Linked DNA regions of Mus musculus: region 1 is linked to region 2. A link is a loop called in an ENCODE intact Hi-C map of the cell type or tissue named here. Cell type or tissue: heart. All regions are shown on one strand. Links, peaks and the distances in the headings refer to the core of each region. The heading gives the core; the rest is flanking DNA. Region 1 overlaps Atp1a4 (ATPase, Na+/K+ transporting, alpha 4 polypeptide). Region 2 holds the start of Dcaf8 (DDB1 and CUL4 associated factor 8).

Region 1 (14,931 bases), core at 3,602-11,601, 99 kb after region 2:
GAATTATCTTCCAGAAGGTGGATGGACATCTAGGGAGAGATGTAATGGTAGAACCAGATGGGACGGAGGGGGCAAGAATCCTGGGGAGGGTTTGAAGGTTAAGAGACTGGAAACTGGTTTCATACCCACCTCCCACCTTCCACCAAGCTAGTGAAGACTCAAGGGGGCAGGGGAGGGGCAGCCCCTTCATTTGCACAGGAATCTCTTATCCTCTCAGAAGTTCTCTGAGGGCACAGCAGGTACTCTTTCTCCCTGCCTCCTTGTTGACTGGATGGCTCACATGAACTCAAGGTCCATTGTTCTAGAGCCCACATCCATGTCTTGTCTGCTTTGTGAACTCAGCTAAGTCCACCTGATCTTGCGAAACCTTAGTTCCTATAGAGTATTCTATAGAGTAAAAATATCTTATCTTGGCTACTTTATTTTTGTTTTTAATGATTTATTGACTTTTACTGTGTGCATTGGTATCTTGCCTGCAGGTGTCTGTGTGAAGGTGTCAGGTCACTCGGATTGCACACTCTTGTGAGCTGTCATTTGAGTGCTGGGAATTGAACCCAGGTCCCCTGGGAAAGCAGCCAGTGTTCTTAGCACTGAATCATCTCTCCAGTCCCGTTTGTTTGTTTGTTTGTTTGTTTGTTTGTTTTTACAAGAGTTGCAAAACAAAAACAAAACTCAAGCTTTGAAACTGAAGCAAAAATTTAAATAATTTAGCCCTGTAGCCATTCTTCTACAGGCAAGAGATGGCACTGAGAGGCTGTGTGCGTGCTGGTCAGATGTCTGATGATAGAAGGCAAGGCAAGGTAGGTTCATGAGAAGAATCTGGAGCAAGCAGAGGGAGCAATCAGATGGCTTGGGTTTGCCGTTCCCTTGGATCTCTCTGCACCCCACAGAGTTCCTCTTTTCTTTGACTTATGGGAACTGCCTGCTATGACCCCTGTCGGAGGCAGAATCAGCAAACAGAAAGGAATTGTGGGAACACAGAGGAGACCAGACTGCATTTCCTGGATGTTGAATGGGGTGAGCTACTGGACCGTAAAATGTGGTTCCAGCTGATTTGTTAAAGGATGCCTAGTTATGTTCAAGATATGCTTAAGTCGTTAAAAGGGAAAAACAATGTTTAAGGAGGAAGCTGTTTAAGATTAACAAAGCTCAATATTCTCAGTGACCAATGAGTATTTGTTGAATGAATCAAAAAGGCTCAGGGGAGCACAAGAGCTCCTCACTCTACTAACCAGGTCACAGGGAATAAAAATCTTGATACAAGGTTACAGATGGGGGGAGGGGGAGCTGGGGAGATGGCTCATCTGTTAAAAGCACTGACTTCCATTCTTGAGCTCCTGGGTTCCTAGCAACCACACTCTCTTCTGGTGTGTCTGAAGACAGCCACAGTGTACTCGTACGCATAAAATAAATAAATAAATCTAAAAAATAAAAAAGATTACAGATGGGGGCTTACAAGATGGCTCAGCAAATAAAGGTGCTTGAGGCCAAACCTGAACACCTGAAGTTGGTCTCTGGACTGACAGTAGAAGGAGTTGACTGGTCTCACAGATTGTCCCCTGACAGCTGCGTGGAATGCATGACATACCCCCCCCAAAAAAGGGGGTTTTGGCTGGGCCTGGTGGTACATGTTTTTAATTCTAGCACTCAGGAGGCAGAAACAAGTGGATCTCCGTGAGTTCAAGGCCAGCCTGGTTTCATTAATGAGTTCCAGGCTATGTAGAGAGGCACTGTCTCAAAAAGAAAAAGAGAAAAGAAAGAAAGGAAAAAGAAATAGGTGGGGGTTTGTTGTTGTTGTTGTTGTGTTTGTTTGTTTGGGTTTTACCATGAAGCCTTGCCTGGCCTGGAACTTATTCTATAGACCAGGCTGGCCTCAAACTTACAGAGGACCTCATGGCTCTGTCTCCTGAGTGTTGGGATTAAAGGAATATATCACCATACCTGTCCCCCCAAAAATGTTGTTGTTAAAAATACATAAAGAACAGGGTGGTGGTGGTGCATGCCTTTAATCCCAGCACTCAGGAAGCAAAGGCAGATGGGTTCTGAGTTTGAGGCTAGCCTGGTCTACAAAGTGAGTTCCAGGACATACAGGGCTACACAGTGAACCCCACCTCCCACAAAATAAAGATTATATAAAGAAGATATGAAGAAGATGGAGAGAGAAAGAGAAATCAGAAATGCTCAGACTACAATCTATTTCAGAGATGGTAAGAGACTAACAGGCTAAGTAAGACACATTCCTTTCAAAGACTGGAGTCTCTGCCCTTGGAGCAAGCTAATTATAGTAGTTCACTCAAAGCCTGTCAGAGCTAGTGCCTGCTGGAGCTGAGTCCAGTGGGGCTGGCTTGTCACACACCGTGTACCACAGAGACCAGTTCTGCCACTTGAATGGTATTCAGTAGCTCAGAAGCACTCATATGGTAATTTGGTGGGGGACTTGGTTCCTTGTTAGACATTCCAACAATGTCATGAATATGTTCGACTTTTATTTTTAACCACATGGAGGGAGAGGTGCCTAATTCATCCAAAGGCCTTACTCACACTCTGCCAAGCCACAGAATTCCTGTCTGGTTAGTGAGGCCACCAAGTGTCAGGAAAAAAAAAGTAGGAATAAAGTTTGCAGCTTCTTTGCAGCTCCGGGAGCTCTTTTTTATCACAGTGACTAAGGCGAGTTTCGATGGGAAGTGTGGATCTACTTAGCCCTTAGTGCTCCATCAGAAAGTACAAGTAATTGGGTTTTAAAAATCCATATAGACTGTTATTTTGTTTATGCCTGAAGACAGAAGGGCAAAACTGACTTAGGAGTCTTATTTCGTAACCCTGTTACACTCAAATGTCTGGTCTTCATGGAAATTCAAGGAGTTGGAGGAACCATTGCCTGAGCAAACTAGCTTAAGGCTGCCTCCAGCCTCAGCAAGGGGACTCTACTTTCTACTGAAATCCTCTTTGAAGTTAGCTTGGATTCTCATCCCCTCCCCCATCCCTAGGCATGGACTATTACTGCTCCTCCTCTTCCTCCTCTTCATCTTCCTCCTATTCCTTCTTCTCCTCCTTCCTCTTCTTCCTTCCTCCTTTTCATCCTCCTCTTCCTCTTTTCTTCTTCCTCCTCCTTTTTAAGACAGGGTCTCTCATACTATAGGTCAAATTTACCTGAAATTTAGAGTAATCTTTCTGCCTCAGCCCTCTCTCAGCTGCTGAGGTAATAGGTGGAGGTTATATGAACCACCATGCGTAGCTTCTTTGGATTTCCTTATTTGTATCCCCGACCATCACTCACCCTCTCTCCCTCACCTACCTGGATAATGAATCAATGTTTTTGAAGGTGAAAAATATAACCCTGGAAGTGAGTTCCAGGACAGCCAGGGCTACGCAAAGGAAACCAGTCTCGGAAACAAAACAAAACAAAACAAACAACAAAAAACAAACAAAAAGAGAAAAATATGACACACGTGCATTCGACTCCTAACTGTCTCATGATGGCTGCCCTAGGGACTTCATGGAGGGAAGGGGGGTATAAGCTGTCTACACTGGCGAATTTCATAGCAGACACTGGTTTAGACTAATAGCTGTGTGAGACTCCCAGTATCCTGCCTCAGCTGCCTCTGCCCATCTTAGCATTTTATGACGTGCTCTCTTTGCAGGCAACATGGGTGAGCCTTCTGCTCAGACTCTCTCCCTTGATCACCTACTTCTCTCTCCTTAGCGTTTGTCACTTTCCTTGTGGTGAGCCTTCCTGTTAGTTGGGATGCCAGCGCTCCTGAACGAGTGCCCTGCTCCAAAGCTGGAGGCAAAGGCATAGCTCCCCCCACTGGCGAGTCCATGGCCCCCACCGTTCTCCCGCCACCTTTGTCAGTTCTGTACCTGATACTTGTTGGTGGAGTTAAAGGGAATCTCCGCCACCTTGGGGTTTTTCTGCCTCATTTCGCTCACGGGGTTGTAAGACTGCTCAATGAATTTGAGGAGAGCTGACTCGGAAGCATCCCCTGTTGTTGCCCGCTGCAAGGATGGGAGTGTACAGTAAGTCCCAGGGGTATACCATCCGGACAAGCAGAGAGGCAGAACGGGGAGGGAAGGGTATGTGTAGAAAACCACTGAAAAGCAGACTTTTCTGGAAGGGGACAGACAGGTGATACTAGTCACTGAGGTGCCCTCTTTCCACTTCAACTTGATACCTTAGCTATGGGAACAGACTCCTGATGGGGTTTAAAGTCGGCCCGGTTACAGAGGCCAGCGATTCGAGCCAGGTAAAACCAGGTGTCTGAGGACTTGGGAAACGTTTTCCCTAGGGAAGAAGAAGAAGAGGAAGAGCTATAAACACACGGAGTTTAAAACAAGGGGTTAGACGTTGAGGGGGAGGTCAGTCAGGGGGACTGGGAGGGCCAAGCTCATTCTCAGCTACATAAGGCGCGCAGCAGGGGTTATTCACTTTCATCTTCGCACCTAAACACTGCACAGAGATGGTATCTCTTCTCTCTTTCTTTCTTTTTGGTTTTCCGAAAAGAAAAAAAAGGCGTGTGCCACCATCGCCCGGCGTGATATTTCCTATGGCCCCCACACTCCCGCTTCTGTCCACGATCCTGCTCTCTCCTGTTTATCTGGCGTCATCTATCGCCTAAACTTCCCACCCCAAATCCTCCGCTCTTGGCTACCAGGGCCACTTGTTACCCGTGGTTTGCTCCTCACTGGTGTCGGCCTCATACACAGTCTTATCAAACCACAAATGCGCCACTGTCATGCGGTTCTGGGTGAGGGTGCCCGTCTTGTCTGAGCAGATGGTGGACGTGGAGCCCAGCGTCTCCACGGCCTCCAGGTTCTTCACCAGGCAGTTCTTGCGAGCCATGCGCTTGGCGGTCAGCGTCAGGCACACCTAAGGCCACCGAAAGGGGAAAGAATGAATCGAGGTGGAGACCGGTCAGGTTGTTTTGCTTTGGAAATTTGATTATTTTTATTTCCCTTTTACTCTAACCCGGTCTTTAGAAATCCCACCTGTGATCTCTGTAAGGGATGCTGAGGAAATGGTCTATGGCGAGAGTTTTCAGTGTGCGCCTCACTCCTGTGTCTGTCACAGAGCACAGGCTCCTTCCCCGGGACGCATTTAGATCTTTCATTCAGGAGCCTCTTTTCCATCCCAGACCACTCCCTGTCTTTCAGATCCGCTCTCTACAAGGACCACATCGCTGGGTCACGTTTTACTGTGGTATACAGTGCTATGTATGGATAGGGCATCTTGCCAATAGTGTCTGAAAAGTTTGGGCAGAAGGGAATGGTAATGACATTGGGAAAGGATGTCACAGTACTGAAAAGCCCCCGGGGAAATCATTTAAACCAGAACATTTGTTTTAAAATCATAAATGGAAGCTAAGGTGGTTTTTAAAAATTAACAAACTATTGTGCTGTGAATAGGTAAGTATAGAATCCCAATTATGGAATTACAATTTATTTACACTATATCCTTAGTTCCTAGCATTTTAAAACTAGTCCTAACACACCCTAAATGTTATCCTTATTTCTATTTTAAGATGACTATAGAAAAACCAGAATATGCTGCCTGGAGCGATGGCTCAGTGGTTAAGAGCACTGACTGCTCTTCTAGAGGTCCTGAGTTCAATTCCCAGCAACCACATGGTGGCTCACAACCATCTATCATGGGATCTGGTGCCCTCTTCTGTCTGGTGTGTCTGAGGAGAACTACAATGTACTCACATACATAAAATAAATAAATCTTAAAAAAAAAACAAAACAAAACTAGAGCAACAAGTTTCCCAAACAAGTTATTAGTAAGACAGAGAGCCAAGACCGTGTCATAGGAAGAATGGTTAAGGGATTACTTGGAGAATCTGAGGAGTCATGATGGTTGTCATGGGGGTGGAGGGCTTAGGCCATTAGGACACAAAGAACCAGCTTATTCTGGTTGGGAAAACCAGGATGGAACAGGGAATCATATTTCTGCTCAGTTTAACTAAAGTGAGCTAAGAACAAGACGGGGCTGAGACAAAGGAGCTATGTCAGTCACCCTCAGAAACAAACCACAGTTATCTTCCATGGGTTTTTATAGAGGGCATCCAGTGTTGGCTCAAAGGTTGATTTTAAGTGGCCTCGAAGTCCATTATGGTGGAATTCAGTAATCCTAAATTAATCTTGCTCTATAAACTAACAAATGCACAAGGCCTGATGATCTTAAGTGCTTTGGCCGACACAGCCAGTGCACCTGAGACCGGAGCATGATCCTTTCTCTGTTGCATCTTGCTTCCTCTTTCACGGAGGAGACAGAGTAGTCACAGCGGCACAGGTAGAGGAAGGCAGTGCAGTGCTCGTGGGAACTAAATTGCTTCTGACGCTTCTATGTATCTCAGGGATACCCCTCACTTCAGATGTTCCTTAACAACAAGTGTTAGTAGGGACACTTCCTTTCCCTGGGGTCATTTGTCTGCTCAGAGGTCACCCCTCCCCACCCTTGTTTACTCACAGTGACAGTGGCCAGCAGCCCTTCCGGCACATTGGCCACAATGATACCAATAAGGAAAATGACAGCATCCAGCCAGGTGTAACCCAAGATAATCGAGAGCCAAAAAAATGAAACACCGAGGAAGACCGCGACAGCTGTGATCAAATGGATGAAGTGTTCGATTTCGGTGGCAATCGGGGTCTTGCCCATTTGCAAGCCTGATGTCAGGGAAGCAATCCGGCCCATTACTGTGTAGTCTCCTGTAGCAATCACAATACCCCGAGCTGTTCCTGTGAATGAAGAAAGACACTATAACTCCTTACTGTGGTAGAGTAAGGATTGCCTGGGCTGGTATCACCACCCCAGTTACTGACATTGAACTTCTAAAATCTTTTGGTTGTTTTGCTAGGAGAATCTTTTTTTTATCATGGTAGGTTCCTGACACTTTATAGTTTCTGGCATGATAGGAATATCAGACAGAGAGCTTCTAAATTCCATAGAATCCCTAGGTGGTAAGAGAACCTTTTGCTTTAATGAGGCAACTCTTGGGCTCTTGGGTAGCCACTGGATGAGGAGGTTGCCAGGGGAACCAGCTATGGGATTACAGGGTGGGCTTTCAGCTCTACAACCCAACATCCAGGATGGGGAGAGAGGCTGACGGTTGAGTTGATTACCAATGGCAAATGATATAACCAGTCACGTCTATGTAATAAAACATCCATTAAAAGCCAAGACAACTGTGTTTGGAGAGCTTCCAGCCTGGCAAACACATGGAGATGTCTGGAGGATAGCATACTCAGGATACAGAAACCTCACATCTCTGCCCACATCCCAGGCCCTGTGTGTGTCTCCCATCTGCCTGTTCACTTGTCTCCTATCATCTGTAATGAGTGCAAAATGTAGGCCACGTGCTTCCCTGACTTCTGAGAGCCTTAAGGAAAAAGTCCTGGGAATCGCAGTTCACAGCCACCCTGTCAGAAGTATGGATGACAGCCTATTACTTGGACTAGAGACTGGAGTAGGAAGAGTCTCATGGGACTGAGCTCTCATCTGATGCTATTTTGAGGTAGTTCGTGGCAAACTTTGACTGAGTGAGTTATGGGGAACTGGTGGGGAATCCCTACAGTAAGACCTAGGGGTTCTGTGCAGACAGGAAAAGGAAGGGTGCAAGCCACAGGCTGCTAAGCACCCCACAGTGCTCCCTCAGAACAAAGACCTCTCCAGTCCTCAGTGTCACTATTTGAGGAGCCCCCTCCCTGCTTTTCTGACTAGAGCTAGTCTGACCTCTGCTGGGTGGCACCAGCCATAACACCTGTGCCCTGAGCCTTTCCAGGGCCTTTCCCCCCACCAGCTCTGCGCCCTATGTAGTTGACTTTACTCACACATGGTACAGGACACTCACCCACAACTTTGAAACAAGATTGTTTAAAACCATTCTTTCTGCTGCCCCATAGAGCCTGTTGTTCCTACCATTCAAGTCAGAGAATGACCAAGGACAGAAACCCATGGAAAGAACTTTCATCTCAGAAGCAGAAGGGCACAAGGCTGAACCATCAACTTTTTAAACAAGTAGTTCCCCCCACCCCAAGATAAAGTTCCATGATTCCTAAGACTATGGCTTCCTCTTATTAAACATGGGATGAAGCACAGTGCAGATCCTGTGAGTTACACCTAGAAACCCAGTATTTGAGAGGCTGAAAAGGAGGGGGGAGGAGGAGGGGAAGAAGAGGAGGAGGAGGAGGAAGAGGAGGAGGAGGAAGAGGAGAAACAACAAAGAACCCACAAAACTGTGAAATCAAATATCTCTGAAAAAGCCTAGAACACGGTTGGATGTATGGTAGACACTCAACTTTATTCCAGTGAATAAAAGATCAAACAGTCAGTGTAAAATCATACATGTGTCTCAGTAGGAGCAGATCCCACTAGCACAGGGGCGCGGGGTAGCTGGTGGTCTCCAGTTCTAAGATTGCCTTCAGCAACAGCCAAGGCACATGGAGCTGAAGAGATGGCTCAGTGGTTAAGAGGATTTACTGTTCTTGCAGGCAACTTGGACTTGGTTCTGAGAACCTACATGGTGGCTCACAGCCGTCTCTAACTGCAGTTTGAGGGATTGCCTCTTCTGATTTCCTTGGGCTCCTGAGTATATGTAGGACACATATGTAGACACAGACAGACAGACAGACACACACACACACATACACACATACACACATACACAAAACTATTTAAAAAAGAATCTAATAGTAGAGTTCTTGGATGGATTAGGCCAGTATTATGGGGAAGGAGACTCTGGCAAGGGTCACAATGTAAAACACACTGCAGACAACCTTTGAACTGGTTGACAGGTTCTCTAAACCTTTATGAAAGTAATAAAATGACTGAAAGATACTGAAAGGATTTTGTATTTTTGATAAGATGGGTATTTTGTATTTTGATAAGATGGCTACAGTGTCGTGTCGTTTAAATCCATTCTGTTCACATATCTAGCTAGAAATGATTAAATGTAATAAATGCTCCCTGTGTGTCTGGAGATGGAGCAGGTTAGCATCAAACCGGAAGAAAACTGATAAGGGCAAATATCCTGTGTCTTAGGACAGACTGTTCCCTCCCTCGTACACCTTGCATGTGTCATCAGAGAGAGATCGGGTTCCCTGGAAGCATGGGAACACAAAGAGAGAGGTTTGTGCCACTGCCTATCAAGGACCATAGTAACGAAGGCTGGGGACAGGATAACGCTGTATTTGTGTTACTAATTTGTAAATTGGTCTGGGGTGAAGGTTAAAGGGGAAACTGGTATAAGGCAAAGGCTATTACGTAGCAACTTGTACAAAACTTAGCTTGGCAGGCATGGTAGAACACTTCTTTAACTTTAGCACTCTGGAGCTGGTGCATAGGGATCTCTGTGAGTTCAAGGCCAGCCTGGTCTACATAGCAAGTTCCAGGACAGCCAGAGCTACATAGCAAGACCTGAGATATTTCAACAAACAAAACAAAATCCCTTAGCCTATCTAGCTAGTTCTACCCTCTTGGCTACATTAGGATTTTGTTTGTCTCCTATTAAATCCCCCTTTCTCTCAGATAGACCCTTGTTTCTCAGCTGGAGTACCTTCACCAACTCTTGCCTAACCCGCTTGTCAGCAGCCTAGACTTAGCTGATGAAAAACCTACTTCAGAAAGATAAACCTGAGCAAATTTTCTCCTAAAACATAACAGCTAAAATACAGCATTTTTTTTAAAAAAGAGGAGTCTTGCTAATTTGTATTTTTCTGTACATTCAATATTTATGTTTTATACATTGTGTATACATCAAATGATATAATTTCTTTCTGGTTGGGTTCTCCCTTAGTGTATATTGAACATTATTGTTCTTATTAAGACATTTTCAAATGAAGCGATTTAATGAAGAGAGGTCGTTAGCACTCTGTGTAGAGCAGCGTGGGAAGTGGAGGCAAGAGCGTGGGCTTTGGAGACAGACTTTCATTAGAATCTCTAGTCTCCCTCTTCTCTGTTGGGTCATACTCTAAACTATGGTGAGCGTGTACTTTCTATGGACTTCATAGAGTTTTGTGTGTGACATTGTGAGAGTCAGAACAAAAACTGTTTATAGTGCTTGACACTACAGTTATATACATTTATATATTCCATAGAAAGCACCCATCTTCAGACACTAAGACATTTGATCTTAAGCATTAATGATGATTTGCAAGTAGACTCTGGAGTATGTTTGGGTTTCCTTAAGGGCAAAGGGCAAAGGAGAGAAGGATGTGAGTGCTGGCTCAGGAGTGCCTTTCTTTCATCCTAGGGACAAAGCCAGTGTTTGAATGGCAGAGTTTGAGGGACAGCTCTGATAATTCAAGCTTGCAGTGTTGGTAGCTTCCTCTGGAAGGTAAAAGGAGGTAGAAGAGTGACCTGGCAGAGATGGATAATGTCCCTCTATTCTGTGCTATTTTCTCCACCAGTTCAAACCATGGTCAACAACTTCAGGATGCTTACAGTGTAATAGACCTTGTGCTAAGCATTTAATGTCATTTAGTCCAAAAGCAATCGATGGGTAGCAGTTTTTTTATTAACAGTATACAAATTTGGAAATGATGTCTTTGACCACCCCCCCCCATCCCCACCCCCAGAGGTCATTAAGCACCTGAGTGATGGAGAAGCCAACCTTGATACTGTCTTCCTACCCCGAAACCTTTAGAAAACAGAAGGTTTTAAAAGCCATGTGTTTCCACCTCTTTTTTTTTTGAGCCTGGGCTGCAGATGATATACAATACTCACCTTCTACACAGTTAGTGGAGAAGAAGATGATATTCCGTGTCTCCAGAGGGTTCTCATGAGTGCAATCAGGGCAGCGAGACTGGGGTTCTGACTCCCCAGTCAAGGAGGAATTGTCTACCTGGGATGGGAAGGAGAAGTTAAAAGGCAGTCATAGGACAAAGGTCAGATTCATGTATGAAGGCAGCACCACTTTATCTGTCAGAACCATCACGTCATTAACATGCAGAGATAAATATCTGCACTCCTAGAACCTCACCTTCTTTCCCCCAAACCACTCTCATCACTGTCTCAAGGTTCTGAATAAGAAGATTGGATTATGACTAAGCCCAGGTCTTCACCGTGCCTTAGAGCCACACATTGCCGTAGGCTCCCTCCTATAGCTTTCCTCATCTCCTCACCTTGCATCCTTGCGCCGAGATAACCCTGATATCAGCAGGGATTTGGTCTCCTCCCTTCACCTCTACTAGGTCTCCCAAAACCACATCTCTTACATTGATTTGCATTTTCTCTCCATCTCGAATCACCAGAGCTTGCTGTAGGAAGATAATGTTAGATAGCCTCTTGCACTTCCTGGTTGCGCTCCAACCCTCCCCACTTCCATCTCTGTCCTTCTGTGTTAGGTCTACTATTGCTGTCTGCACAACCTCTGCAATGGGACTTTGATGGCCTTTCCATTAAGAGGTGGGATCTATCTCTTTGTCCCTAAATGTAGAATTGACCATGTAAACTATTTTTTATTTTTGGCCCAGAAGATTTTTAGTAGAAATGATAAAAATAAAGGCTTAAAAAACTATTTGATACACAGATGCAGAGACCCACAGCCAGACATTTGGTGGAGCTTGGAGAATCCTGATGAGGGGAAGGAAGGGTCATAGGGGCCAGAGAGGTCAAGGACACCCCAAGAAAACCCACAGAATCAACTAACCTGGACCCATAGGGGCCAGAATCGACAACCAGGGAGCCTGCAGGAGTCTGACCTAGGCCTAGGCCGTCCTTCCACACGTATCTTATAGTTGTGGTCTTCCTGTGGGACTCCTAATAGTGGGAGCAGGGGCTGTCCTGACTCTGTTGCCTGCCTTTGGGACCTTTCCCCTTGAGTGGCTGCCTCATCTAACCTCGACTGGAGAAGATGCACCTAGTCTTACTGCAACTGGATGTGCCAAGGCTGTTGGATACCCAAGGGAGGCCTCTCCTTTTCTGAAGACAAAGGGAGGGGGAGCGGACCATGGGGGAAGGAAGAGGGAAAAGACCGGAAGGAGAGGAGGGATGGGAAACTTTGGATCTGGATGTAAAGTAAATAAATAAATTAGTTAAAAAAAATTGTTCCTGTTAAGGTTTGCCCTGCTGTTCCTGGGAACCCCTCTGTTCCCATGAACAAGCAAGAGCTGCGAACATCTCAATCCTTTCAACCGAGGAGTGAATAAGGTTATCTTCTATTTCTCCCTAGAGCAAGCTGAAGCCAGCTTAGACCAGAGCAGCAGCACAGGCACAGAACGGTGACAAAAGTCATGTTTGGGTGGTACATTAGGCAATCAGTGCCACCCGATAAACTCCCAGATCCCAGTCAAAACTCTTACTCAAAGAAAGGTTTAAATCATGTTGACATTAACAGGAGAAGAGCATCCTAGGGTACAGGGGTGGAACATGATGATATTGTCGCATGAGTTGGGAGACTTGATGGTTTTTTTGTTTTTTGTTTTAAAGCCTCTAGTCCTGTATTTAGGAACTCCAATCTGCTGTCATACTATTTCCAGATACCTTTAAAAACATTCAATTTAAAAAAATAAAATTTAAATTTCAGAAAAGCTTCAATAATAAGAATAGTGACAAGCACACCTATAAAACTTCCACCTGCCTTCACTCACTAACTGTCCACCTCAGTTGCTTCATTCTTTCCTGTCTCAAAGTTAGATGCATCATGGTAGTTTATCCTAAACACTTCTGTGTGCATTTTCAAAGAATTATGTAATCTTCATTCTCTTAAAAATATTATATATATACATACATACATACATACATACATACATACATACATACATACATACATACATATATATGCATGTATACACATATATACGTGTGTGTGTGTGTATATATACATATGTATGTATGTAGATATGCACCATGTTCATGCCCGGTGCCTGCGAGGGCAGAAGAGAAGGAAGGTGAGAATCCTTTGAAACTGGAGTTTCAGGTGGTTGTAAGCCACCATCAGGATGTGAGAACAGAACCCAGGTCCTCTGCAAGAACAGATTCTTAGGGTTTCTATTGCTTGGATAAACACCACAATCAAAATCAACTTTGGGAGGAAAGGATTTATGTCACTTAAACATTCCACATCACAGTTCATTATCCAGAGGCCATGGAGTGCTACTTCAGGCTTGCTCTCCCTAGGCTTGCTCAGTCACTTTCTTGTAGCACCCAGGACTACACAGTTGAGGGGTGGCACTGTCCACAGTGATTTGGAGCCTCCCACATCAATCATCCATCAAGGGAATATACCACAGGCTTGTCCACATGCCAATCTGGTATATTTCTTAACTGAATCCCTTCTTTCCAAGTGATGCTAGGGTGTGTCGAGTGGACATAAAATTAGCCAACATAAGCAGCAAGTGCTGTTATTTGCGGATCCATCTCTTGGCCCCTAGGTTATTCTTTTCTATGACAGCACAGTGATTGTCTCAAGTGGTTTGATTTTAATGCAATGCTCACATTTACTGCATACATTTCAGCTTTTGGCACTTGACCCAAAATGTCTCTTTAAGGCATTATTTCCCAACATAGCATCAGGCCCAGGACTCATATCTTTACCAGAATATTAATATCGCCATATCCTTTTAGCTTTTTAAAAACTGGAACATTTCCACAAATCACAAATACATTGCCTTTAAGGTCAGTCTCCCCAGCGGCTTCGTTTTCAATAGATGTCCTTATTTAGGTTGTGGAGGGTCATTCTTCATTTCCTTGTCACTTTCAGTGACACACTCTGTGGCTATTGTCATCGGAGCTTGATTTCCATTTCTCCTGGTACTTTCCAGGCTCCTCATCACCAGCCCCACTTAGCGCACCCACTGTGTGTGACAGTCCCCCCGGGGACTGAGCGATTATATAACTCCTCACAATCTGCACTTCCTCTCACTAGCTCTTCCCACACAAGTCCTACGTACCTGAGGCACCATGTTCTTAAAAGACTCCATGATCTTGGAGCTCTTGGCCTCCTGGTAATATGAGAAGCAGCCGGTAATGATGACCACGGCAGATAGTACAATCCCCAGGTACAGCTGAAGATGGAGAAAGTGTCATTAGCACATCCTTTTTTCCCTCTGCATCCTCAGATTGCCAAGGGAACAACTTCCTCTGGCTGGAGGAAGTCATGGGACTGAGGGTCCAGGAGGATCTGGGAAGGGTTGGCTCCCCGGCTCCTTGGTAATGAAGACCTAACCTATTATGTTGAGTGGTCAGAAAACTCCTAGAGAATGAGAATCTTCCTCTCCCTCTATCGGCAGGAGGTGGACAATGAGCCAAGGAAAGCAAGAGATGAAGAGGTTGGCATTCTGAATAAGAAATGGGGGACTACAGATGGCTCAGAGGTTAAGAGCACTGACTGCTCTTCTAGAGGTCCTGAGTTCAATTCCCAGCAACTACATGTTGGATCATAACCATTTATCTATGCCCTCCTCCTGATGTATCTGAAGACAGCTAGAGTCTGAAGATGAGCTACAGTGTACTTATATACGTTAAATAAGTAAATAAATCTTTCAAAAGGGGAAGGGAGGGACTGCAGAAACACTGTGATGGCCACTTGGCGAGTAGACTGGTAGAATAACGCCTTTTAGGGAGCTAAACTAGAAGCTTTCTAGATAGAGTTTGCAGGAGACCAAGATGGATCAAGAGCTTCCCCAGAAACTTCTGAACTATTGGGGATTTGGGTGAGGAGAATTTGGGAGTTTGGGGGGAGGGAGCAAGCTCACATTATCTTTGTTGGCGTTTTCTTTGTAATAATTTACATGTATGCCATAGGCCAGGAAGCAGAGACAGGCACCAGTCCACAGTAGGAGGGAGAAGCCACCAAACAGTTGTCTACAGAATTTGACCCACTCTGGAGTGGTTGGAGGAGGAGTTAGTACATTCGGTCCATTTTGAAACAGAATATCCTGGGCTTCTAGGATGCTAAGACCCTGTGTAGAGAAGAAATAAGGATGGAGAGGCAG
Region 2 (14,931 bases), core at 3,313-11,312:
AGCTCACCTCCATGCGACCTGAAAGCCCTCAGTGCAGCCACCTCTGTACCTTGCCCTGCAATACAAGTTCTGCAGGTCTTTTATTCAATACCTTCCTAACCAGTCTGTCTGCTTCTGTTTTACCTCCCTGAGGGCAGTTAAAGAAATCAGCTATAGTGAACTTCTTCAGTTATAAATCAAATCGTGCCATTTTTATTCAAGATCTTTTATGACTCCCTAGCACACACCTAGAAGAAAATCAATTCTGTTCTTGGTCCATAAATTTGTAATCGATCTGAACCACCTGGCTTCCTCTGAAGCACACTGGACCCTTGGGGTCTTTGCTGATCCCTCTGGCTGGAACACCTTTTCCCAGCTGAGTGCGACTCACATTCTCACCTGAAGTCCTTATTCAGAGGACACCTCAGCAAAGGGGGCTCTCCAAACCCCTGTGGGAAAAGACCACATTCACCCTGTAATAGGAAACTCTGGGAATCTATTTTAACATTATTCCCTTCACAACAGTTTTCATGGCTTTATATTATTTTCTTTTTTTTTCTTTGCTCCCCCACCCACCCCCCAGGGCAGGGTTTCTCTGTGTAGCCCTGGCTGTCCTGGAACTCACTCTGTAGACCAGGCTGGCCTCAAACTCAGAAATCCGCCTGCCTCTGCCTCCCAAGTACCACCACTGACTATTTTCTTTTTTTTAAAAGAATTATGTATACGAGTACACACATGTACTCATACATGTAGCTGTCTTCAGACACACCAGAGAAGGGCATAAGATCCCATTATAGATGGTTGTAAGCCACAATGTGGTTGCTGGGAGTTGAACTTAGGACCTTTGGAAGAGTCAGTGCTCTTAACTGCTGAGCCATCTCTCCAGCCCCTATGATAATTTCTGAGTATCTCTCTCCCTGTGCTCCCAACCATGCACTAAAAAGCTCTGTAAACAAAAGAATCTCAGTTTGTTTTATTCACTCGATGCTGTAGTTCCAAGATCAAGGCCTCTCCTGTACGGTACAATAAATAGTTGCTGATTGACTGAAAGAATGAAGTTGGAAGACAGGACTTTAACTACTTTGCTCATTAGCCTTCTAGGTGAAGATTACATTACAAAGATGAAAAAGGGATAGTTCCTGCCTTCAATAATTTACACTCTAATAATATAGTTAGATTTAAAATATATAATGGAAGCCTAGATAGATAGATGGCTTAGTGGTTAAGTGCATTGTCTACTCTTCCAGAGGACCCAGCACACACATGGCAGTTCATGATTGTAACTCCAGTTTTGGGGGATCTGATGGCCACTCTGGCAAACTGCCCATACATATGAAATTAAATTAAATATATAATTATAGATTAAGTGCTATACAGTAAAACATCTTTTGAAAAATGATACAGACTGAGTGCAGTCATGTGCATCTGTACGCCAATATTGTGGCTAAAGCTGGAGGGTCACTTGAGCCCAACACTTGGAGGCCTGTCCCCTCCCTGCCTCTCTTCCTGTTTGTTTTTTGAGACAGGGTCCTGTATAGCTCACTTGAACTACCGATCCTCTTGCCTCCAACTCTCAAGGGCTGGAATTACAGGTGTGGGCCACCACACTCAGCCTGTGAGACCTCTTCTTGTGAAAATGAAAGCAGAACCAGGTGTGGTGGCACATGCTGTTACTCACAGTGTGCTGGAGGCAGAGGCAGGCAGATGGGTCTCTGAGACTCCAAGGCCAGGTGGAACTACACAGTGAGACCCCGCCTCATAAATAAAGAAATAAAGAAATAAAAGCAGAGTTGGTATCCGTAGATAACTATGTGTTATACCAAAGTGCCATTTGTATAGAGACCTGACTTAGGAGAGATGCAGTGTAATAAACATAGCTGAACATTGCAAGGTAAAACACTGAGCTGGAACATAATATGGTACTCCTGATAGCAAGAAAGGTAATGAGGCTAGAGCAGCTCCAGGCAGCATGGGAAGAGATAAAATCAGAAATAAGATAGGAACCAGATAATGTAGAACCTTGGGAGCTAATTTTGGTTTTAAAAAAAAAAAGATTTAATGCGTGGTGTTTTGCCTCCCTCCATATATGTCTGTGTGCCATTTGTGTGCAATACCTACAAAGCCAGAAGAGGGCATCAGATCTCCTGGAACTGGAGTGTGTTAGCTAGTATGTTGGGTGTTGGGACTTGAAACAGAAGCCTCTTGAAGAGCAGTTAGTGCTCTTAACTGCTGAGCCATCAGTCTAGATAATTTTTTTTTTTCTGTTTTCACCCTTTATTTGGAAAACAGGGCAACATTTAAGTTTTAGATTTTTTAAATGAATTAACATGGTAATAAAAAGTATGGCCTGAATTTGGAGAGTAAGTGGTTTTCCAGTTTGGGGTGCAAGATCATCTCCAAAGGAGAAGAGAACACATACTCAGTGAGCCACCAAGGGGTTGGCTTCCACTCACTGAGGGCAAGCAGTGCAGTCCAGGCTAACCATCCATGATCTTTGTCACAGCAAATCAGAGTCTCCAATTGTTCAAAGTAACTGTAGGTACAAGACAGAAAGCAACTCCAGACTGGCTTATTAATTGATCTGGATGACTATGAAGTGTCCCCCATTCCTGAGGTGCCAAAAATCTTCAGAGTGACTGTTGGAGCAGGGAACCTTTCATGTGCTCCCAGTTGTTATACAGTGCATAGAGACTGGTGAGTGTCAGTCCTGCCAGGCCACCGCGTGCTATTCCTCGAAGACCACCTGTACATTTATACAACATCCCGGTCATGGTTCCAGCTGCTACTGTGTTGAGGTCATCTTCTGCACCCCGTGTTTTCTCAATGATAACACCAAAAGCACTATAGAGCAAAGCCAGGGAGCCTAGAGTATTAGCCCAAAGTGCTCCTTGCCTAGTCACCATATTCAAAATCTGTACATTTCTTGGTTTGGACCAGGCCATGCTCTGGGTTTCCTTCAATCCTAAACGAAGACCGTTCATTGCCCCGAATGCGGCCCCTGTCATGCAACATCCTCCAATGGTAAAGAAAGCTAGTTCAAATCTGCCTCGGGTTTTATTAGCTCCAGTTGGCAAAATAAATTCATCAGTATCCTGAACGAGATAGCGTGGATCCACATTTAAATAAGGAGACAGGGGGTTCATACCAGTCAGCGGGACGCCGGCCAAATCAGCGTTCGAGTAACCCGCTCCTCCGGCTCCGAAGAAGCCAGCTAACCCGCTGGTGGATTTGTTGCTACTTCCTCCGCCACCTTCCATGAGGTCGCAGCAAACGGCGGTGGGCTCGCCACCACCTCCTCAGGCCGGGGACGTATGCTCGGCCCAGTCTAGATAATTTTGACTTTCGTTATGTGATGAGAAAGTAATGGATGTTTTGGGTAGGGGACTATGACCTGACTTACATCTTAAAAGTCACTCAGCTGCCTGACGTTTGCTCGTATGAGGGCACTAATGGAGATAGACAAACTAGCTGGAGTAGTTACTCTCCAAATGGCTGGACAAATTATGTGAGTGAAGCACTGATTTCAGCTTAGAGTTTGAGGGGACATCATTCATCATGATGGGGAGAGCGCGGCAGCTGGAGGCTTGCTGGACACATTGTGTTCAGAAACAGTAATAAATGCTGGTACTCGATTTACTTTCTGTATATTCAGCCAAGCCCCTCAGCTTATGGAATGATGTCACCCACAATTAGGTGGGTCTTCCCACCTCAATTAGCCTAATCTAGGTAATCCCTCACAGGCATGCCTAGAGGCTTGCCTGCTAACTAATTATAGATCTTGTCGAGTTAACAGTATTAATTACCACATGTCTACTTCAGCAAGTAGTCAACAAGAGACAGCTTGGGATAGAATGTATCTGGCAATGGAGCTCAGTTTATAGAGTGCTTGCCTAGTATCCACGAAGGCCTCAGTTTGATTCCCAACAACGAATAAAATCAGACATAGTGGCACATGCCCGACCCTCGGGAGATGGAGGCAGCAGTTTCAGAAGTGAATTTGAAGCTATTCTGAGCTACTCTCGTTCCTGTCTCAAAACACCTGGGAGGAGGGGAATGGTATTGGTATGGGGTAGAGTTGAGGAGTCTGTACTTAGTACCTTAACCTTCTGGTTAAAAGAAAGAGAGGCCGAAGACGTAGTTTGGTTGTTAGGGTACTTGTTCAACATGCCCAAAAGCCCCGTGGCTCCACCTCCAGCACTGCATAAACCAGCAATGGCGATGCTTCCCTGTAATCCCGGCTCTGGAGGTAGAGGCGGGATACAGCCTGGGATGCAGGAGACCCACCTAAAACATCTTCAACAACCTTGGTGTTCTGAGTCACACCAAAGGAAACAGCGCAGGATGAAACTTGGCCTTGCAGGCATCAGGAAGAGTCAGCCTCTGTGGACTGAGTACTGAACATCTGCCCAAAAGTATGTTTACTGATTGTTACACAAGTTGTTCTTTTTTTTTTCCGGGGCAGGGGGGAATAAATTCCTTTATACTAAAGACCCTAAAAAGCTCTATGTTTCCTGAAGAAAACCACCCTACAACTCTAGTCCTTACTGTGTACTGTTTGCAATCCTCGATAATGCAAGGTATTGCAGGTGTGCCAGGACCATCTTGTGACCCAGAAGTCACTGAAAGACTGTAAAGCTCCTTCAGAAGAACAACCCCATAGATGAGAGAAAGCACCTCGGTTTTCTATAAGGATCTTTTTCAAGGTCAAATTACTTCCAAAAAAGCCGGGAAGTGGTGGCGCACGCCTTTAGTCTTGGCACTTGGGAAGCAGAGGCAGGCAGATTTTTGAGTTCAAGGCCAGTCTGGTCTACAAAGTGAGTTCCAGGACAGCCAGGGCAAGGAAACCCTGTCTGGAAAAACAAACAAAACAAAACAAAAACATTACTTCCAGGAAAAAAAACTCTTCATTCTGATGTCTACCCTAAACAGTGAAAAACAATTATTTTATTCTACTGCCTACCCTGGATATAATGATCCTACTAGATTTTTCTGCTACAAATAAGAATGCTCCAGCCTGCTAGCTAGGAGTAATCTGGAATCCTAGAATCCTGGTTAGGTTTCCTTTAGGTGTCAGCAGAAAGTAGTGTACAGAGGTTACCTAAAACCAGCAACCTGCAGAGTTATGTGGCGTATCCATGTTTTAGCTGTATTTTCACAACAGCTAAATTATGAATAAACCTAGATATTTATCAACAGATGAATGAATTAAAGAAAATATAGAATATATACACAATAGGATCCATCAACTATGAAGAATGAAATAGTATTTGCAGATTATAAACAACATAAGTTAGACTCAGAAAGACAAATATGGCATGTCCTCTCCCATATGCAGAATCTGGATTTAAGTTCATGTATACATATGTCTATTAATTACACACACGTATTCATATTTAACAACAAAGTAGACAGGAGACTGAGAGGCAAGGAAGAGATATAAAGAGAGTTGAAGGAAAGCTAAGAAAAGAGAATGGAGTATACACTAGTCACAAAACTTAGTGGTAGTTATTGGAGGAAGGTAACCAAGAAGGGGAAAATGAGTGGGAAGGGGGCCATGAAGAAACAGGCATGACACATACATATGAAAATGCCACATGGAAACCTATTGCGTGTGTGTGTGTGTGTGTGTGTGTGTGTTGGGGATCGGGGAAGGACTTATTCTAGCCCCGAACTTACTATCCGTTGTTCTAGGTTGACCTCCAACTTGTGTATATCCTGTCTCAGCCTCCTGAGTGCTAGTTTGTAACCTGTTAGTTTGTATGCTCATTTAAAAAATTAAACTCTGCAGCGTTGAGCGCCTTTAATCCTAATCCCAGCGCCTGAGAGGCAGAGGCAGGTGGGTGATCTCTGTGAGATCTACAGTTCCAGGACAGCCCGGGTAGAAAGATCCTGTTTCAAATGAATAAATAAATCCTGTTTCTAAGCCGTGTCACTCCCACCCCCAGGTGTGGGGATCAAACTTTTAAAACTTTTAGACCCTTAGGAAGCATTCCAACATCCCCAAACCTTAGTGACTCTTTTAAACAAATGGACAAATGGGTGCTGGCAGAAGGCCTCTTAAGAAGCCATTGAAGGAAATGCAGCTTTGAGCCTGAAAGGAGAAAGGGGTTTTTCTTTAAACAAGGAAACAAACAAACAAAAAAATATGGCAAGAATTAGAACCTCAGGCCTGGAGGACACCTAGAAGTTTGCCTGCCAGAGCCTTTGGAATGAGGTTCATTTTCCGGCACAACTCCAAGGAGCCCCTAGATCGCATGTGTTTTGAATACCAGGAGACAAGCCATCACTCTCAAAGTACGAAAACAACTTGACTCCTCCGCCCCGCGCACGCGCCCCTCGCGGCTTCGGTTGGCCCGAGGCTCCGCCCCTTGTGCGGCCACCGGGAGGGTTGGGAGCCCAGAGCTCGCGGGACCGCTCTCGCTCAGTCTCCTCCAGCACAGCGTCGCAAACCCCGCCGGAAAGCGTGACGGCGCAGGCGCAGGCGCGGAGACCCGAGACGGTGGTGGTGGCTGCCGCTGGCCAGTGTAAGATGGCGGCGGCGTTGGTGGCGGCAGTGGACGGGGCGGCTGGGCCTGGAACAGTCGGAGCATCCGCTGGCAGAAGGATGACCCTAGATGGGAAGCGGGCTGCCGGGCCTCGCCAGCTCCCGTGCTTGTAACTGCCCCAGCCGGACGCCCTCCCCTTGACCTACCGGGTCCGTGTTTCGTCCGGCTCGGCCTGTTCCCCCCTCTCCCTGACCGCTTCCCCGCAGGACAGGCCCGATCCCTTTCCTAAAACTCCCGGACTTTAAGTCTTACTCCCCTCCTCCGAGTCGGTGCTGGGAGGACTCGTCCTCTGCCCGGGTCGGTCCACGGGGTTGCCCCCTAGGGCCAACCCCATGACTCACAGGGGCTTCTCGTTCGTCCGGTGACCCATTCGTAAACTCTCATTTCTCCCTTTATAATTTGGGGACCCGGCTCTGTTGGCGTCTCCTAGTCACTTCAGGGCCACCGCGCAGTGTGCCCCCTTCCCCCATCCCAAGATCTCAGGCCCAGCACCTCGTACGGAAGGCCGAGGTCCAAGAAACTGGCAGTCTGTTCTTGAATGCTTTGTGATCTAGTTCTCTTAATGTACTTCCCCTCCCCGTGTCCCGAAATCTTTTAGGACACCTTAGAACGGTCCCGCTTGGTCCTTATTAGTTGGAAAGCATCTGGCGGCTTGAATTTCTGACTCATGATTGTTGGTGTAGTCTGTAAACAAACCCGCACTAGAGCGATCACATTCTCCCGCGGATTCTCCCCTCCCCCCCCCTGCTCCGGAGTTTGCTTGAGACGGGTGGTTTGGTTTAAGAGTTGAAAAGATACAGGTTTTCCTCATAAGTGACTCTTTAGCCTTGGTGGAGCTGGGAGATAACTTTGCCTGGCGTTTAAATCTTGTGTTAATCCTTTGTGTTTCCATTACGGGCATGGGTTTTGTTCAGTAGTCAGAATTGAGTTAGGTAAGTTGTTTTGGTTTTAAATAGTTGTGAGGAGACTTTAAAAAAAAAAACATTAAAGTGTGGTCATAAATATTTTGGCTACTTTCAGAAGAGACGCCTTTGCCATGTAAACTTTCACTTTTCTCAGTTCTTCAGCGAACCTCCAGACCAGTTTTCTCAGGATCTTGGGCCTGACTTCGGTCGGCGATAAAAGCAGGAAGGTGAGTGGCATTGAAGGCGTTTAATTCCTCAATTCAAGACCCTTTCCTCATGCGAAAGTGCAGACCGCTAAACTCAACAATTGTTACCCCTGTTTCCGCAAGTTTGGATATTGTTAGCAGCTTTGTTACAATTTTGGTTAAATTTCTTACAAATTTAATTGGCTGTATTTTGACCTGCTGCCCGACACTGTTGTTGTGTGTCTTCAAATGGCTTAAGCGTCGAGTGAGCAGTCTGCACCTCGTTTTCTATTCCCCCGTTATTTATTTGCATTGTGTTTTGTCTTCCCGTGGATCTTGTCTTAGACTGTTAAAACATAGAGAACTGGGTTGCCTGAATTCTGTTTAGCCTTTTGTCAAGTCAGATCTGTTCTCCCAAACCCAGAACTTATCATCCATGCCATCTGGAGAGTAATTAACCACTCCTGACTAAAAGCTAGGATCGAAGAGTGAGCCTCCATTTAGTTGGTATCTAAGTCCAGTTAGCCTCAGAGGCACAACTTTTCAAAAGGTAGTGGGATTTCTTTTCTTTCTTTCTTCCTTTCTCTCTCTCTCTCTCCCTTCCTTCCTTTTCTTTTCTTTTCTTTTCTTTTCTTTTCTTTTCTTTTCTTTTCTTTCTTTCTTAAAAGCAGTTCCTTTTGTAGCTAACTTGCAGATTATTGGTCAGTAGAAGAATCATGTGCTTTCAGCAACAAGGAGAGGGAGCCGGAACACAGTTGTCAGTATGGTTCCTACAAGGCTTGTAGATTGCTCGTAGCAGAGGGTAGGACTGTGCTTGAGACTGGCAAGACTTAGTAGAGAAGCCCCCTGACTCTTTAAGGTAGGTTTGACCAATCCTAGTACCTTTGGGATTTGTACTGGGAAAAGTTTGAGAGTGGCTATGCTAAGTTTTGTTCCCCGTGGTGCTCAAAACTAGAAAATGTTCATTATGAAGTAACATAAAAACTTTGAATGCGGATGCATGTATGTAAGATGTAAGAGTAAGCTTTTACATTTTAATTTGGTTTTATGTCTGGGTGTTTTACCTGCATGGCTGTCTGTGCAACGCTTGCATGACTCATGCTGGAGACGATCAGAAGAGGGTCTCAGATCCCTGGAACTGAAGGTATAGGTAGCTGTGAGCTGCCATGTGGGTGCTGTGAACTGAATCTGGGTCCTCTGCAAGAACAGCCAGTACTCTAAAACAGTGAACCATTTCTTTCTTTCTTTCTTTCTTTCTTTCTTTCTTTCTTTCTTTCTTTCTTTCTTTCTTTCTTTCTTTTTTCAAAGATTTATTTCATTTATATGGGTACACTGTAGCTGTCTTCACACACCAGAAGAGGGCACTGGATCCCATTACAGATGGTCGTGAGCCACCATGTGGTTGCTGGGAATTGAACTCAGGACCTCTGGAAGAGCAAGCAGCCAGTGCTCTTCACCGCTGAGTCACCTCCAGCCCCAGTGAACCATTTCTTCAGCTTGTTTATTTGACTTTTGAGACAGGAACTCACTTTATCCCAGGCTGACCTGAAATTTATAATGCACACCAGGCTGGTCTTGCAAACTTGTCTCACCTAGCCTCCTAAGTACTGGTGTACTGGTGTGAGGCACCAATCATAGGTAATACATAACAGGTGTTTGCTTTGTACCCATCTTTCTATTTTGTTTGTTTTCTTTTAAGAACTAGGGCCTAAGAGCCGGCTGTGGTGGCGCACGCCTTTATTCCCAGCACTCGGGAGGCAGAGACAGGCGGATTTCTGAGTTCAAGGCCAGCCTGGTCTACAAAGTGAATTCCAGTACAGCCAGGGCTACACAAAGAAACCCTGTCTTGAAAAACAAAACAAAAACAACAACAACAACAAAAGAACTGGGGCCAAGGCTGATGGTGGTAGTCCATTAGTCCATGCCTTTGATCCCAGCACTTGGAAACAGATGCAGGTGGATCTCTGATTTTGAGGCCAGCATTGTCTACAAAGTGAGTTCCAGGACAGCCAGAGCTACATAGTGAGACCTGTCTCAAACAAAGAAACAAAACTTGGGGTTTTCAGGTAAACTAAGCAAGCTCTCTGCTGCTGGGCCACAGCCTCTGCCCCTCAGATTCATGTTTAAGATTTATGTGCCTGTGTCTGTGTGGGGATGGATGTATGTGAGGGTAGTGCCTGTGGAGGCTAGGACAGAAGAAGGGACCAGATCCTTTGGGGCTGGAGTTAATAGTTGTGAACTGTTGTGTGGCTTCCAGAAACTAAACTCAGAGCCTCTTCGAGAGCAGTAAGCACTTTAATTGCTGTCCCCTCAAATTCAGTTTTATTGTTCATATTATTTGTTTGTTTTGTGAATGTCTTGTAGGATGCCTTCTAAACCTGATTTCTGAGCGTCAGAATAGGAAATGTTTACATATGTGTATTTCTAAATGCTTTTGTTGTTGTTGTTGTTTTCCTTCCCTGAGACAGGGTTTCTCTGTGTAGCCTGGCTGTCCTGGAACTCACTCTGTAAACCAGGCTGGCCTCGAAAAATCCATCTGCTCTGCCTCCCAAGTGCTGGGATTAAAGGCGTGCACCACCACTGCCCATCTCTAAATGTATTCTTAAACTAAATGTCAATTATTTCTTTGTTGGTTGGTTTCTTCCTCTTGGCCTGTTAGCATACCTTACAGAGTATGGTCTCTTTCCTTTCCCTTCTGCTGTAATGGCCACTGGTGCTGCAGCTAGCCACTGAATGCTTAACTTGTGCTACCAAGAGAGACACATTTTTTTTCCCAAGATTATGAGCTCAGAGGTGAGCCTCACCAACAGATTATTAAGAATGTGACAAGGGCTGGGCAGTGGTGGAGCACGCCTTTAATCCCAGCACTTAGTGGGCAGAGGCAGGAGGATTTCTGAATCGAGGCCAGCCTGGTCTGGTATTTCAGAGAGTTCCAGGATAGCCAGGGCTACACAGAGAAACCCTGTCTCGAAAAACAAACAAAACAAAACAAAAAGTGAGAAGGAAATGCTCTTGTTTTTTAACATGAATCAGGGCTAGGAATAAACACTCATCTCTTCTTCTCATGGTTACACCATCTTAAGACAGTTCAGGTAAAGAGTTTTAAATCTTTTTGTTTTGTTTTTCTTTTATATCTGTTTTGGAAGAGTTGAGGGCTCATAAGAGTTGAAGTTTTGATGACAGGACAGTGTAAAGGCAGTGTCATTCACATCAGTGAGGGGAGGGCTGATTAGCTTTTGTCCCTGTCATCCAGGGGACAGATTCTCTGTTGTAATGTCAAGACTCTCGGCAGTGCTCGTGAACTAGGCGCTGTATTTTATGAGATCTGCTTTTTGTGTTTCATGAAGAGGGTGGAGGAGAAAAGGAAATATGTTGGAAGAATAACTTAACTATTCCTTACTGCCTTGTGTACTGGATAAGGACAGCCCACCATTCAATCCCCAGACTTTCAGGAAAGATTTCAGGTGGCATCTTTATATGCATTGAACCTTTTTTTTTTTTTTTTTTTTCTGAGACAGGGTTTCTCTGTGTAGCCTTGGCTGTCCTGGAACTCACTCTGTAGACCAGGCTGGCCTCGAACTCAGAAATCCACCTGCCTCTGCCTTCCGAGTGCTGGGATTAAAGGCGTGCACCACCATGCCCGGCTGCATTGAACCATTCTTAGTCTGTGTATTACAACTGTAAAATTCTTGTCTCTCTAAGGCTATTTCAGAGTTATAATTATTGCCAAAGAACAAGGAGTTTTTATTGTTTTTTTTTCTCTCTCTTTAAGAGTCCCATGTAGCCCAAATTGATCTCAAGTTCAATATATAACTGAGGATGGCCTTGAACTTCTGCTCTTCCTGTCTCTACCTTCCTCATATCATCATAAGCATGTATGCCATCCTGGTTTTATTTACGTGAGACAGGGTCTCACACTAACTCAGCCTCATCCTGAGCTCACTGTGTAACTCAGACTGGAGACCTCACCCTGCGTATTCTGATTCAGTCTCTTGAGTGCTAGGATTATAGGCACGGATGACTACACCTGGCTACGTTCCTGGTCTTTAAAATCAAGTGACTAGCTAAACCATGCTTTCAGAAGACTTCCTACTGTACTGGTTTTGCTGTATAAAAGTTATTCTCACCATGTCCAGGAAATAGCTAGATTATGACAAAGCCACAAGGGTCCCAGGTACTGGGTGTTGTGACATACACCTTTAATCCCAGCAGTCTGGAGGCTGAGGCAGGAGAGTTGTATGGATAGTCAGAGCTATGAAGAGAGACCCTATCTGAAAAGGGATCCAAACTGAAGCTTTTATTATATAACATTGGCATTAGAAGGGTGTTTAAATTTGTTTATTTATGGAGTTGGCTTTTCAGTCTTTGAGATTGAATCTTTCTTTTTTTCTTTTTTTCTTTAAGTAGATTATCAGCAAGCAGAGATAATCTGTTACTCAACTCCCCCATTTAGAACTCAGGTACCCGAGTGAATCAGATCCGTAGCTTGCAGGTCTTCTAACCGTTCGTACAGTAGGCTTCTGTTATTTGGAATTTGGATTTTTTTTCTTGTCAACCATGGAATGAAGATATTAATTGGTAAAGTACAGAATTAAGCAATCCGTAAGCTTTAAATTGTGTGCTTTTCTGAGCTGAAAGATGGGATTTACCCCAGCCTTTCTGGGACCTGGACCATCTTTTTGGGTGCTGTGTCTAAGCTGTCATCACTAACCATCTCTTAGTCACTTTCCCCATTGTCAGGGCACCTGTGCTACTCACATTAGTGTGCATGATAAGTAGATGGCACTCAGTGCAAGGATAGTGATGCCAGCAACTCCGGCTACAAGAGCAGCTGTAAAGGCCTCCTTTAAGTGAAAAGACAAAAGTTCCCAGTAAGGGGAAGGTAGGTATATGCCTGTGATACCAGATACTCAGAAGCCCAAGGCAAGAGAATTTTGAGTTAAAGGCCATCGTCCCTCAATTCTCTCTCCCCCAAAGAAAAGAACAAGAATCTTATGCTATAGTTTCCAAGATGTGCAATAAAGTATTCTCAGAGAGAAAACTTACATTGGTATAATTTTTTTTTAAAGATTTGTAGCCGGGCAGTGGTGGCATTCCTCTTTATTTCCAGTACTTGGGAGTCAGGGGCATGCAGATCTCTTGAGTTTGAGGCCATCTTGGTCTACAGAGTGAGCCAGGACAGCTAGTGTTAAATGGAGAAACCCTGTCTCTAGAAAATAAGAAAATACTTTTTGCTATGTTCATGTGTGTTGTGCAACAAATGTTTTCCTGGGAAGAAACAGCATAGGCCTTACTCAAGCATACCAGCCAGGGGAGCCCAGTCTTGTCTCAAACTACTTGAGAGTAATCTTGAACTTCGAACCTTCTAAGTGCTGCAGTTACTGGCGTGAGCCACCAGTACAGACTTGACTGAGTTAACTGAGTCCTAGTGTTTTATGATCTTTGATGGGGAAGAGAAAGGCTGGCTCCTTGAATAAGAGTGAGTCACTTAGCTGGGCACAGTGGCACACACCTGTTCTCCTAAATCCGCACTCTGGAGGCCAAGGCAGACAGGAAGTTGAGGTCAGTATATGCTACATAATAAGGCCTTGTCTCAGCATCCCCCCCCCCATGTCCCCCCTCAAAATGGCTCCCTAGGTAATTCCATGAGAATAGCTTTTCACTCTCTTTTTCGGAGGAGGGGAGGAATTCAAGACAGGGTTTCTTCTGTATAGCCCTGGCTGTCCTGGAACTCACTTTGTTGACTTATATTGGCCTCGAACCCAGAGATCCGCCTGGCTCTGCCTCTCAAGTGCTGGTCGTTTCCACCAGCGTCTGGCCTAATTTCACTCTTAAGATCTTTTCATAGAATACATTGTCTTTGTGTTTCTTTGAAATGGTGGAAGAGGAAACATGAATCATTAGAAGTCTTTTTTTTTTTTTTAAAGATTTATTTATTTATTATATGTAAGTACACTGTAGCTGTCCTCAGATACTCCAGAAGAGGGCATCAGATTTCATTACAGATGGTTGTGAGCCACCATGTGGTTGCTGGGATTTGAACTCGGGATCGTCAGAAGAGCAGTCGGCGTTCTTAACCACTGAGCCATCTCGCCAGCCCTCATTAGAAGTCTTATGTCCTTGACTTCCCTTACCCTTTCTGTTCACTCTTGCTTTCTAGAAGGATCCTAAGAGTCTTGCCTCAGATTTCCTCTCTTAGCATAGACTCCCTGGTACTGATTGGGTGGGTTTTTGTAAGGTTCAGTTCTCAAGGTATTTGGGCTTGAACTTTCTGTTTAAATAATGTATAAGTCTGTATATCTAGCTCTAATTTATTTCTTCCCAACATTAAACTCTGTTTTTACTTACTCTGTGTGATGTGTATATGTGTGTGTGTGGGTAGACGCTTGCCATGATGGTATGTGAACGCCAGGGACTGATTATCTCATTCCACCATGTGTGTCTTTGGCATCCATCTTGCCAGCCTCTAGTTTATAAGTTCCACATCTACTGCACTGGTTTTCACTACCTTTGTCATCTGTCAACTGGGTTTAATCTTCTGGGTACCAGCTTGTCTCTTGTCACTTTGTTTTATAACTGTTTATGAAGCCTAATACTGTCTGTCCTATAGTGTTTGTCACGGCTCTTCCTTTGTATTTCCACGTGCCACCAGTCCAAGACAGGCTCTCAGTGAGTACATTGGCTTTAAACGTATTTCTCCTTTCATTTCAGACCGCCTTGCTTTTGATACAATAACCTCCCTGATATATCTATCTCACACTCATGTGTGCATGCACGCACACACACACTCCCCAGACCTACGCTCTTCTTTGTTAGCCTCCTGCTTGACCAGCTCTTCATACATTTAGCTAAAGCATATTACACATTTTTCTCAATTTATCAGGTTTGTAACTTCCATTTTATTTTTCCTTGTGGGCTGTCAGACTGTCAGTCATCGACATCTTCCTGTGCTTCGACTCTGTCTTCCTCCTCTTTGAAATGTTATTCTGCCTTCAAAGTACCTCAAAAGCTTGTTTTTCATGGAAGCTTTTCCTTTCTTCTCAAAAGTGAAATAGCACTGTGCTTTCTTTAATGGTAACATTTTATTTGTTTTTATTTTCTTTTTGAGACAGGGTCTCTCTGTATAGCCCAGGCTGGTCTCAAACTTGTGACTTAATGATTGTAGGCTTCAGTCTCTTGTATTTATTTTAATGATCTTGATGTTTGTATCTTTGGGGGGGGGTGTTGTTTTTGTTTTGAGACAGGGTTTCTCTGTGTAGTCCTGGATGTCCTGGAACTCACTCTGTAGACTAGGTTGGCCTCCAACTTAGAAATCCG

The links. Hi-C counts contacts between places; a loop is a spot of excess contacts. Peaks named below come from ENCODE experiments on the same cell type or tissue, not always from the same donor. Only the 100,000 strongest peaks of a DNase experiment are listed, where the experiment ranks them.
Region 1: a loop joins it to region 2, with 2.2 times the contacts of the local background. A loop is called at or near these places in 6 of 42 quality-filtered maps.

The regions. Positions count from the first base shown.
Region 1 is chr1:172,240,166-172,255,096 of GRCm38, forward strand. It overlaps Atp1a4 (ATPase, Na+/K+ transporting, alpha 4 polypeptide), which reads right to left. Exons shown (of 23, transcript NM_013734.1): 4 at 14,692-14,898; 5 at 13,888-14,001; 6 at 11,119-11,253; 7 at 10,721-10,838; 8 at 6,467-6,735; 9 at 4,666-4,867; 10 at 4,173-4,282; 11 at 3,862-3,996; 12 at 1-29. Among named protein-coding and RNA genes, the nearest start is that of Atp1a4, 11 kb to the right of the region's middle. In heart, for the core only: CTCF peaks have their summits at 3,818 (motif pointing left) and 7,732 (motif pointing left); no DNase peak of the experiment used is centred there; H3K4me3 peaks cover 1,260 bases; H3K27ac peaks cover 1,180 bases; H3K27me3 peaks cover 994 bases.
Region 2 is chr1:172,141,666-172,156,596 of GRCm38, forward strand. It overlaps Dcaf8 (DDB1 and CUL4 associated factor 8), which reads left to right and starts at 6,350. Exons shown (of 14, transcript NM_001357204.1): 1 at 6,350-6,673; 2 at 7,584-7,656. It also overlaps the pseudogene Gm10171. In heart, for the core only: no CTCF peak of the experiment used is centred there; a DNase peak (open chromatin) is centred at 6,416; H3K4me3 peaks cover 3,065 bases; H3K27ac peaks cover 3,423 bases.